Linked DNA regions of Homo sapiens: region 1 is linked to region 2. Evidence: chromatin contacts called from ENCODE Hi-C data. All regions are on one chromosome and are shown on one strand. Each heading gives the region's core, a stretch centred on a gene start or an enhancer-like site at or near the end of the contact. The rest is flanking DNA. Distances are from core to core; before and after follow the strand shown.

Region 1 (5,929 bases), core at 634-3,133, 630 kb after region 2:
GGGATTATAGACGCCTGCCACCACACCCGGCTCATTTTTTTTGTATTTTTAGTAGAGACGGGGTTTTACCATGTTGGCGAGGCTGATTTCAAATTGCTGACCTTAAGTGATCCAACCGCCTCGGCCTCCCAAAGTGCTGGAATTACAGGCGTGAGCCACCGCGCCTGGCCTCAAAAAAAAAAATTTTTTTTTTCAGGACGGCGTCTTGCTCTGTCGCCCAGGCTGGAGGGCAGTGGTGCGATCTCGGCTCACTGCAAGCTCTACCTCCTGGGTTCACGCCATTCTCCTGCCTCAGCCTCTCGAGTAGCTGGGACTGCAGGCGCCTGCCACCACGCCCGGATAATTTTTTGTATTTTTAGTAGAGACGGGGTTTCACCGTGTTAGCCAGGATGGTCTCGATCTCCTGACCTCGTGATCCACTCGCCTCGTCCTCCCAAAGTGCTGGGATTACAGGCGTGAGCCACCGCGCCCGGCCAAAAAAATTTCTAATACGGCAAATATTGAAAGATATAATCCACATAAACAAAGCTTTTAGGGTCTTCTATAATTTCTAACACTGTAAATGGTTCCCAAGACCCAACTGTTTGAGAACCGCTTCTCTGGGATGCCTTCTTCTTTTCCTGCTGGCTAATCCCAGTGGAGAGATTTAGGTATTTAATTCTGCTCCAGACTCACCTCTGAGAACCTTCCCTGATGGGCCACACTCTACTCACTGCCCTTGCTCTGTATCCCCTCTTCAGTTATGTTGTTCCTGTTTCCCTGGCTGCTTTTAATTTTCTTTCTTTCTTTTCTTCCCGCCTTTTCTTTTCTTTCTCTTTCTTTTTCGTTTTTTGTTTTTTGAGACGGAGTCTCACTCTGTCGCCCAGGCTGGAGTGCAGTAGCGCGATCTTGGCTCACTGCAACCTCCGCCTCCTAGGTTCAAGCGATTCTCCTGCCTCAGCCTCCCGAGTAGCTGGGATTACAGGCGCACGCCACCATGCCCGGATTATTTTTGTATTTTTAGTACAGACGGGGTTTCACCATGTTGGCCAGGCTGGTCTTTAACTCCTGACTTCAAGTGATCCGCCCGCCTTGGCCTCTCAAAGTGCTGGGATTACAGGCTTGCTGCCGCACCCGGCTTGTTTTTTTTTTTTTTTTTTTTTGAGACGGGGTCTCACTGTGTCCCCCAGGCTGGAGTGCAGTGGTGCGATCACAGCTCCCTGCAGCCTCGAACTACTGGGCTCAAGCGAACCTCCCACCTCAGCCTCCCGAGTAGCTGAAACCACAGGAGCGCGCCACGACACACAGCTAACTTTTTTTTTAGTGTTTTTTCTTTTTTTGTTGTTGCCTTTTTTTTTTTTCTTTATCGATCCTCCCGCATTGGCCTTCCAAACTGTTGGGATTACAAGCGAGAGCAGTGCCCGGCCCCTACTGCTTTGAAACCTCGGTTCTTTGCAGGTCCTGGAAAAGAAAGTGAAGGGGTCGTGCAATGGCTCAAAACCCAGGCAACATTTCCAGGCGCGTCCTCAACTCGGCGTCACTCTGACAAAAAGTTTGCCCTTTGCGCCCGATCCCTCACACCAGAGAGCACCGCAGGGACGCAGGGACGGAGAGGACTAATGGGGTCGGGGAGGACCCAAGGAAGTTGGGGAACTCAGACTCTTTTCAGTGTTTAAAAAGCAGAGGCCCCCTCGGAAGGCATAACAGGCGAGTCTAACAATGCCCCTGGAGATCAACGGCACTAAGGGGTACCTTTGCCCCGCTCCAAGGCTCCTTGTTCCGCCCCCTGCCGCCAAGCAAGGAATCCGGCGCCGCCGGTCGTGGGTAGTATTTACGACAGTGCTGGCGCTTTGCGGCCGGCCGCACAGCCGCTGACGCGTCGGGAGGCGGAGCCTAGGGAAGCAAATTCTCCTGGCGGCCTCCGTTCAGACGCGGCAGCTGTGACCCACCTGCCTCCTCCGCAGAGCAATGGCGGTGTCTGCCGGGTCCGCGCGGACCTCGCCCAGCTCAGGTAGGCTTAGGACCCCGCCCTCCGGCGGAGAGTTCCTAGGAGCGCTGGTCTCAGAGGGGCGGGGGCGGGAGGACGCCCAGTGTCTCCCGGTGAGGCGGGGGGGGGGTCCTCTGTGGGGAAGGGGGCGTGCTGTGAGACATTTGCAGCCTGCGGCTTCTGAATGATGATGACATTCGGGAACACTGCGGTTAGGGGACTGTAGTCTGAGGGGTTCTGGGACATTAGGGGATCGTGGAGAGGGGGCTGCACTGCAGGGATGTTTCCTATAGTCAGATCATTGAGGCAACCTCATTGAGCCGACCCGGGTGGGCGGAAGCTCTGAGCTGTTGGTGCAGTGATTTCTTTGATTTGAGGTGGAGCCCACCCCCGCACACATATTTTCTCCATTTATTGATTGCAGATAAAGTACAGAAAGACAAGGCTGAACTGATCTCAGGGCCCAGGCAGGACAGCCGAATAGGGAAACTCTTGGGTTTTGAGTGGACAGATTTGTCCAGTTGGCGGAGGCTGGTGACCCTGCTGAATCGACCAACGGACCCTGCAAGCTTAGCTGTCTTTCGTTTTCTTTTTGGTGAGTCCAGTTTATGGGTGGGAGCAATTTGGTTGAGAGTGGAGAATGACAATCTCTATTTTTTGGTTGCAAGTAGACTTAGCTCCCTTTTCCTCAGAGCTGAAGACATTGGTATAAAAGAAGAGGTCTTTGCGAAGTTTAGGATTAAACCTGCTTTGTCTCCTACAGTTAGGATTTACTTGGTGGCCAGAAATGCTTTTTTTTTTTTCCTTAGACGGACTTTCGCTCTTGTTGCCCAAGCTGGAGTGCAATGGCGCTATCTCGGCTCACTGTAACCTCCGCCACCCGGGTTAAAGCGATTCTCCTCCCTCAGTCTCCCGAGTAGCTGGGATTACAGGCGCCCACCACCACACCCGGCTAATTTTTTATTTTTTTTGTATGTGTGTTTTTAGTAGAGACGGGGTTTCACCATGTTGGCCAGGCTGGTCTCAAACTCCTGACCTCAGGTGATCCGCCTGCCTCGGCCTCCCAAAGTGCTGGGATTACAGGTGTGAGCCACCGTACCCAGCTAGAAATGCTATATGATATGTAGAGGCGAGGCAGCAGTGACCCATTTTGCTTGTGGCATGAAGTTGCCCAGAAGACTCAGAGAAACAGAGCAGGGGGCCACAGGGACCATACCTTTTGGCTGTGACTCCCTAATCAAGAGCTTCTTAACTGAGGCCGCAGCATGGTGTGCTTGGAATGGTTTACAGATGTGCAGAGATATTAGTCCCCTTAGCCCAGTAGTTCTCAACTGGAGGGAGTTTTGCTCCCTGGGAGACATTTGGCAATGTTTAGAGACATTTTTAGTTGTCACAACTTGGGGGAGGAAGAATAGGTGGCTGCTGGCATCTCTATAGAGGTCAGGGAGTGCTCCTAAATGTCCTGTAGTGCATTGGATAATCCCCTCAATAAATAATTAACCAGCCCAAAATGTGACTAGTCCTGAAGTTGAGAAACCCTGCTTTATCTCAAGCTGGCTTCCTGATCTGAGTAGCCTCTTCTGTTTATTCCCAGGGTGTTGACGAAATGCAACTGTTTTTGGAGTGTGCCAGGAAGCAGAAAAGGTTGAGAAGCACTCCCAGAGCACTTTCTTTCTTTCTTTCTTTCTTTTTTTGAGACGGAGTTTCGATCTTGTTGCCCAGGCTGGAGTGCAATGGTGTGATCTCGGCTCACTGCAACCTCCGCCTCCCAGGTTCAAGTGATTCTCCTGCTTCAGCTTCCCGAGTAGCTGGGATTACAGGCATGCGCCACCACACCTGGCTAATTTTTTTGTATTTTAAGTAGAGACGGGGTTTTTCCATGTTGGTCAGGCTGGTTTCGAACTCCCAACCTCAGGTGATCTGCCCACCTCAGCCTCCTAAAGTGCTGGGATTACAGGCGTGAGCCACCGTGCCTGGCCTCCCAGAGCACTTTCTGAAGCTCAATAGGATGGATCTTTATAGCTGTCAAGACCCTAACAGTTTTTATAGCATTTTGTGCATTTCTGTAATTTAATCCTCTCTGTAGTCCTGTGATGTATTCCCCTTCTCACAAATGGGGAATTGGTTAACCGAGCTGCAGGGGCTGTTCTAGATGGCACAACAGATGTAGTACTGTGCAGAGTAGGCACTCAATAATTAATACTGAATAAATGGCAGAGCCAAGATTAGAAAAGAAGTCTGACCCTGGAGCTGCACACTGTCAACTGTGTTCCACTGTATTCTACTGCTTCCTTAGCTGAGGCCCAATGACCAACTCCCCTATTGCCTTCTTAGGGTTCTTGATGGTGCTAGACATTCCCCAGGAGCGGGGGCTCAGCTCTCTGGACCGGAAATACCTTGATGGGCTGGATGTGTGCCGCTTCCCCTTGCTGGATGCCCTACGCCCACTGCCACTTGACTGGATGTATCTTGTCTACACCATCATGTTTCTGGGTGAGGGGAACTGTGGGAAATATTGACTGGCCTGCCAGAAACACAGAAATAGAAGCATGCTGGTGAATGGTCAAAGTCTTTGGCACCTTATTTCACTTCTGCTGTGATCAATTTCATGCTGTTGACCTGTGTGTCACTTAAGCTGTGATCCCATAATTCTTTTTAAAATATTAAAATAACATTTAATTTTCATTTAGTTTTATGTGATTATACAATGCTTGATTTTTCTTAATTCCAACCATATCCTGGTCCAGGGAAACTGGGCCTGTGGTGATCTCTTGACCTCTTAATCCTCTCCCTACAAATCCCAGGGGCACTGGGCATGATGCTGGGCCTGTGCTACCGGATAAGCTGTGTGTTATTCCTGCTGCCATACTGGTATGTGTTTCTCCTGGACAAGACATCATGGAACAACCACTCCTATCTGTATGGGTTGTTGGCCTTTCAGCTAACATTCATGGATGCAAACCACTACTGGTATGAGTCAGGGGGGACAAAGGGGAGGGGTTGGCTGGGTCAGGATGGTTATCAGAGATAGGGGCCCAGTGAGGTTCTGGAATTTTTCAGTCATGTTTGCAAAGTATGGTTACAAGGTCACTTTGATCTAGGTGGATTTGGGAGGGGAAAGGGCCAACTAGTTGGAGCGCTTGGGATGACACAAAGCAAAATGGCTCCATCCCACCCCTTCAGTCTTTCCCTATCTCCCCAGGTGCCTTGATTTATTCACCTCTTGTAACCCTCTTAGAGAGAAAAACAGAATACTAAAGCCAGACATGGCTGTTTTCAGATACTTTAAGGGTGGTTATGTAGAAGAGGGAGCAGACTTTCTCTGTGTGAGTCCAGAAGGGCAGAGTTAGAGCCAAAAGTAGAAGTTGCTGTGAGGCAGAGATCATGTCAGGAGAAGAGGGCCCACCAGGGCTGCTCAGCATTGCTGTTCTCGGAGGAGGTAACCCTTCCCCATTTCTGGCTTAGGTGACTGTCTCTAAGGGGAGGTGGAGAAGGGATTTGGAGATAAGGTGGTGGGGCAGTTGACCTTAAGGATTCTTTATATGTTGAGTGAAAAGTAATAAAATAGGTGTCAATAACATGAGTATGGGGAAAAAAACTCAAACATTGAATTCATTAACAGTCATTAAGTTTTATTTATTTTTCTTTTTATTTATTTATTTTTAAATAGAGATGGGGTCTCGCTTTGTTGCCCAGGCTGGTCTTGAACTTCTGGGCTCAAGCAGTCCTCCCACCTCGGCCTCCCAAAGTGCTGGGATTACAGGCATGAGCCACTGTGTCCGGCCTATTTGTTAATACACACATACAAAACCCCTTTGGTAAAACTTGAAACTCATTCAGAATGGCCAGCTCTGATCATAGAGAATTAAGAGGCAGTTTTGATAGAATATCTCTGAAAAGTTCCGTTGTGGGGATATTTGTTGAGATGGCATCTCACTGTGTCGCCCAGGCTAGAGTGCAGTG
Region 2 (6,064 bases), core at 755-3,254:
ATGTTGGCCAGGCTGGTCTCGAATTCCTGACCTCAGGTGATCCGCCCGCGTCAGCCTCCCAAAGTGCTGGGATTACAGGTGTGAGCCACAGCGCCTGGCCTGCCTGATAACATTTTAAAGCAAAAATATTGACAACTTCCAAGTGGAGAGTGAGGACTCTCCACGTAGGTTATGAGGGGTTGGGAGGCTAATTTTGAGGTTTGAGATCTTGAAGCTAGAGAGGTTGCTAATGATGTTCAGGCGCAAGTTGTGGCTGTGACGTACATGACTGAAGCAGGATGAAAACATTCACTGGCATTGACAAATTCAAAGCCAAGGGTGTTAGAAAAGTCATCACACGGGCACCACATGACTGAAGCAGGATGAAAGCGTTCACTGGCATTAAGAAGTTCAAAGACAAGGGTGTTAGAAAAGTCATCACACCGGCACCACTGGGCATGACAGCAGTGGGCAGGGAGGCAGCAATTCAATTGCTAAAATTACTAAAGAAAACGGGAGACTGCTCTGGAAGCTAAGTGAAAGAGATATGAAACATATGTAATTACTGTAGTCCCCTAAAAACCATAGAACATAGAACATATACAAACATAACTATTGCTTTCAGATAATTTTCAAGTCCATCTCTCCATGCTACAAGTCATAGCGCAGTCTACCTCTAGAGAGAATACATATTGTAATAAATTACCCAGTTAAGACTTGGAATACTTTGCAAATCCAATAGAAGATAGAAAAGTTAGTTTCCACGATATTGCAATAAGATGCTAATAGTATTAATACGAACATATTAATTCTGGAGTATACATGGAGTATTAATACCATGCTTAATATTTAACGTGTTTTATTTTGATTACAGAATCAATGGAATACTTTTGTTTTTTGAGACAGAGTTTCGCTCTTGTTGCCCAGGCTGGAGTGCAATGGCGTGATCTCGGCTCACTGCAACCTCCGCCTCCCGGGCTCAAGCAATTCTCCTGCCTCAGCCTCCCGAGTAGCTGGGATTACAGGCACCCGCCACCATGCCCAGCTAATTTTTTGTATTTTTAGTAAAGACGGGGTTTCACTATTTTGGCCAGGCTGGTCTCGAATTCCTGACCTCAGGCGATCCACCCGCCTTGGCCTCCCAAAGTGCTGGGATTACAGGCGTGAGTCATAGCTCCTGGCCCTACTTTTCTTTTTAAATTTTTTGTTTGTTTATTTTTCTATATAGAGACGAGGTCTCACTGTGTTGCCCAGCCTGGTATCGAACCTCTGGGCTCAAGCGATCCTCCCGCTTCGGCCTCCCGAAGTACTGGGATTACAAGCGTGAGCCACCGCGCCCTGCCCAGTGGAATACTTTCAACGGTGCTTCTGCATTGACTTCCCATCTTCCAACCCATCCACAAACTGCAGCCAAAATGATGTTACTACAGTAACAACTTGGAGAAAGCAGTGTGGCTTAATCTGGAAGGAGCAGAAGCTGTGGAGTCCAAAGGACCCGTGTTCCTATCCTTGTTGTGCCACTTGACACGTTTAGCACAAGGGTCCCCACAGTGTTAGTTCACCGTCTCCAGCAATCACTATGACTCCCTGGAGGGCTGTCAAACGAAACAAAGGCGCAAACTGAGACAATTCCATTGTTTACGTAACTTTCGCCAAATCGGCTCCTTCCTACGAAATATCCAGCTCATAGAGCAGGCTGAGATGCTTTGTTGCTTTAATTCTCTTTAAGAGTCACAGCTGTCCATTTTCCACGTGCGGCTGAAGAATGGATTTCAGAGCGCTCTCCCTCCGGCAGTGTTCACCTAGTAACCCCTTCCGGATAAGGACCTGCAGCCCGGGCGCGACCCGGAAAGGGAATCCGCCCTTTTCGCCTCCTTCGCGCCAATCGCCTGGAGTTGGCGTTTCCGCAGCCGGGACACAGCCCACCCTCTAAGAGCCGCGGAGTCGGGGACGGTAGAAGGGGCCGCGCGTGCGCAGTGGCGTCCGCTGTGCTTCCGGTGCGCCGGGCGCGGACGCGGGCACGCACACACGCAAGCACGCCTCCACTTAACTCGCGCCGCCGCGGCAGCTCGAGTCCACCAGCAGCGCCGTCCGCTTGACCGAGATGCTGCGGGCCTGTCAGTTATCGGGTGTGACCGCCGCCGCCCAGGTGAGCACTGGGGCTCCCGGAGGCGCGTGAGGAGGCTGAACTAGAACCGTCAGCGAAAAACGGGGGAGCCTTGGTCGCTGCCTAGCCTCCAGGACAAAGGCGAGCCTCAGGGCCACCCTCGTCGGGAGAGGCCCGGGCGGGCAGCTAGGCAGCCACCAGGGAGTTCGCCGGACTGGGATGACTTGAGGTTATTGCAGCAGCGGGGTGGGGTGTGGAGAGTAGCGGGAGGCGCGGCTTCGTGGGCATGTAGTCCAATCAGGGCCGCGCTGCCCCCGTCCAGGACCAATCCTGGCTGCTGGCGTCTGGGTCGCCGGTTGGGCGCGCGATAGGTTTTCAGTGCTGAAGGTCGACGGGCGAGAACTACAGTTCCCGTCAGGACGAGCGGAGCGGCGGCTTGTTGCATCCTTAATAAGGAGGTGCCTGGACTTCTAGCGAGAGTCCACATTTTAGGGGTCAAGGTTGTAATTATCTGGGAGGGAGTGCCTTTCTTTTCGCAGCTGAGAACACTTCTGAGTTATTCTTAATCCAAACAAAAGCGAAAGATTTTCATTTGTGGAGCTGAAACTCCTGGTCTTCAAGGAAAGACAGGAGTCATGACCTTGTGGCTCATTTCTGAGATTAGGGCAGGGATCTGTGTCTCCAGGCGCTGGGACTACTTTGACATTCAAGGAGCCTAAATACCCAGTTACTTCTAGTTTTGCGTAATTGCCAAAGTTACTTTCTAAAATTGAAAATTAAAAAGCCTGTTTCCACTGCTCATGATTTTCAGGAAGTTGATATTTTGGCAAAATGTAGATAGCAAACCAAGTACTGTGACTCAAGCAGTAATTGAACAGAATCCCTAGGAATAGTGAGTTAGAGATCATAAAAGTCAAGCTTTGTTTTTTCAAGTTCGCTTCTCTTCCTATTTGCTGCTAGGTAACAGAAGCAGCCCCTTCCATAGGAAAGTGGAACGAACCTGTGTTAGTTTTCTATTGCTGCGTAACAAATACCACAAATTTAGCAGCTTAAAACAACACCCATGAATGACCTTACGGGTTCTGTAGGATAGAAGTCTGGGCACGGATGATCTGTGTTCTCCGCTCCAGGTCACATAAGGCTGCAAAGTATTAGCCATGCTGTGGTTCTCATTTGGAGATCAGGGTCCTCTTCCAGGCTCATGCAGTTTGTTGGCAGAATTCAGTCCCTTGCAGTTACAGGACTGAAGTACTTCTTTTCTTGCTGCCTCTTGCCAGCCACTGCTCCCAGCTTCTACAGCCTGCCTACAGTTCCTTGCCTCAAGGCCTCTAGAGGCCATTCATAACATTGATGTTTGCTTTCGTGCAGGCTACCAGGAGCTTGCCTCTCTGACTTCCAAATTTCTTTTACTTTGGTCTTTCCTCTCTAGACCCAGATTTAAAAGGCTTATGTGATTAGACCAGGCCCACCTGGATGACCTCCTTTTCAGTTAATTCAGAGTCAACTTTTTGGGATCCCATTTGGGAATTAAGAAAACTAATTAAAACTTGGTAATAAAAAATGAACCCTTTTATAGCTCTGAATCAAGATGTCTAAGCTTCTTGAAATTGCTGTCTTGTAAAATTCTTTGGTTTATTCTCACCATCTCCTTAATTCTGTAGCATTTGACATTGCTGCTTTATGAGGCTCTTTGTACTTTTGGCTTCTCTCAAGTAATATTTTGGGTCCCATCTCTCTTGTTTTCCTTTACTGAGTCTGCTTCTGCTTTGTACCTCGAAATATACACCTTCTCATCTCTTCCTGTCTCTTTATAGACTCTCTAATTTGAGATTACATCAACTCTCAGAACTTTAATCCCCAAGCAGGTGACTCTCTAGCCTCGTCGTATTTGATTGTATCAACGTATCCAGAATATCTCACTTGTCAAGATCCTTTCCACTTTATTAAACCCCATCTTTCTTTTTTTTTTTTTGGATACGGAGTCTCACTTTGTCACCCAGGCTGGAGTGCAGTGGCACAGTCATGGCTCACTGCAGCCTTGACCTCCTGAGCGCAAGCAATCCTCTTACCTCAGCCTCCTGAGTAGCTGGGACCACAGGCATGTGCCACCATCCCTGGCTAATTTTTTAAAAAATTTTTGTAGAGACGGAGTCTCTCTGTGTTGGCCAGGCTGGTCTCGAACTCCTGGGCTCAAATGATCCTCCCACTTCTGCCTCCCAAAATGCTGGGAATATAGGCACGAGCCACCGTGCCCAGCCAACCCCATCTTCTTAAATGTCTTACTGCTTTTACTGTTCCCTCCTAGAGTCCATTCTTTACTCTAGGAGGGAATAGTAAAAGCAGTAAGACATTTAGTAAAAGGCTTTTTAAAAGGCAAACATGAGGTCATGCTCTTTGGAGACATCGCATCACATTCAAAATAAAATCTAAACTGCTTACCATGGGCCCTTGATCTGACTCTTCTCATATTTCATTTTTCTACTGCCTCACTCAGATTCTCCTGGTAATCTCCAGCATGTGCCTCACTGCCTTTTCATCAGGTGTTTCTTTTGCCCTGAACTCTTCTCACAGGTTTGCTTAACTTATTCCCTTCAGTTAATTTCTCAAATGTCACCTTCCCTTCAGAGAGGGCATCCTGATCCAAAATAGAATTCTGACTACTCTTGCCTTCCTTGTATCACTATATCTTTACCCCATCCTACTTTGTTATACTTTGTAGCTCCTAGCACTACCTGATGTTATAATGTGTATTTATTACACAGTTTCCACCTTTAAAAAGTAAGCTCCACAATGGAACTGTGTCCATATTTACTGCTGTATTTCCAGTATTAACAATAGTCCCTGGCTCCAAGTAGATGCTCAGTGAATGTTTATGACATATATAAATGAAAGAATGAATGTGTTCATGAATTTTTTTTTAATTTAAAAAGATTTTTTAGAGATGGGGTCTCATTATGTTTCCCAGGCTGGTCTTCAGCTTCTGGGCTCAAGTGATATGCCCACCTCGGCCTCCCAAAGTGGAATTTTTCTTAATCTGTGTAAGTGGATGTGACCTCCCTTTAAACATCCCATAGATTTTCAAACCTCTGATTATATATTCAGATTCTCCAGAGAAACAGAAACAATAAGGGTGTGTGTGTGTGTGTAGAGATAGGGTCTCATTCTGTTGCCCAGGCTGGAGTACAGCAGTGTGATCATAACTCATTGCAGTCTCAATCTCCTGGGCTTAAGCGATCCTCCCACCTCACCTCCTGAGTAGCTGGGACTACAGGCTTATGCCACCATGCCCAGCCAATGTTTTGGACTTTTAGTAGAGATGGGATCTCGCAATGTTGTTCCAGCTCATTTTGAACTTCTGGGCTCAAGCAATATCCCCACCTTCTCCTCCCCAAAGTGCTGGGATTACAGGCGTGAGCCATAGTGCCCAGCCTAGGAAGATTTATTATTTATTTATTAATTTTTTTTGAGATGGAGTCTTGCTCTGTCACCCAGGCTGGAGTGCAGTGGCGCCATTTCAGCACACTGCAAGCTCCGCCTCCCGGGTTCATGCCATTCTCCTGCCTCAGCCTCCCAAGTAGCTGGGACTACAGGCGCCTGCCACCACGCCTAATTTTTTTTTTTTTTTTTTTTTTGTATTTTTAGTAGAGACGGGGTTTCACCGTGTTAGCCAGGATAGTCTCGATCTCCTGACCTTGTGATCCCCCCACCTTGGCCTCCCAAAGTGCTGGGATTACAGGCGTGAGCCACCGCGCCTGGCTGAAAGATTTATTGTAAGGACTCTACTCACACAGTTATGGAGACTGGCAAGTCCAGAATCTGCTGTGTGGTTTGGCAGACTGGAGACCTAGGACAGCCAATATTGCAGTTGCAGTCTGCTGGCCAGCAGCCTGGAAACCCAGGAGAGTGGATGGTGCAGTTTCAGTCTGGAGGCAGTCTGCTAGAGAATTGCCTCTTGCTTTTTGTTGTTTTTGAGCCCTC

What was found. Hi-C counts contacts between places; a loop is a spot of excess contacts on that map. Pooled maps may share reads with other maps.
Region 1: a map with no recorded cell type shows a loop between it and region 2 (7-fold over the local background). The contact joins the promoter of GGCX here to the promoter of IMMT in region 2. A Hi-C loop is called at or near these places in 1 of 37 single-sample maps with no recorded cell type and 6 of 50 pooled maps.

What each region holds. Positions count from the first base shown.
Region 1 is chr2:85,557,447-85,563,375 of GRCh38, reverse strand. It overlaps GGCX (gamma-glutamyl carboxylase), which reads left to right and starts at 1,883. Exons shown (of 15, transcript NM_000821.7): 1 at 1,883-1,990; 2 at 2,391-2,561; 3 at 4,301-4,459; 4 at 4,771-4,936. The coding sequence starts at 1,948. RefSeq lists an enhancer at 1,680-1,909.
Region 2 is chr2:86,191,402-86,197,465 of GRCh38, reverse strand. IMMT (inner membrane mitochondrial protein) reads left to right here and starts at 2,004. Exons shown (of 15, transcript NM_006839.3): 1 at 2,004-2,128. The coding sequence starts at 2,084. It overlaps MIR4779 (microRNA 4779), which reads left to right and starts at 4,358; the gene lies at 4,358-4,440. RefSeq lists enhancers at 2,014-2,133, 2,154-2,333, 2,454-2,503.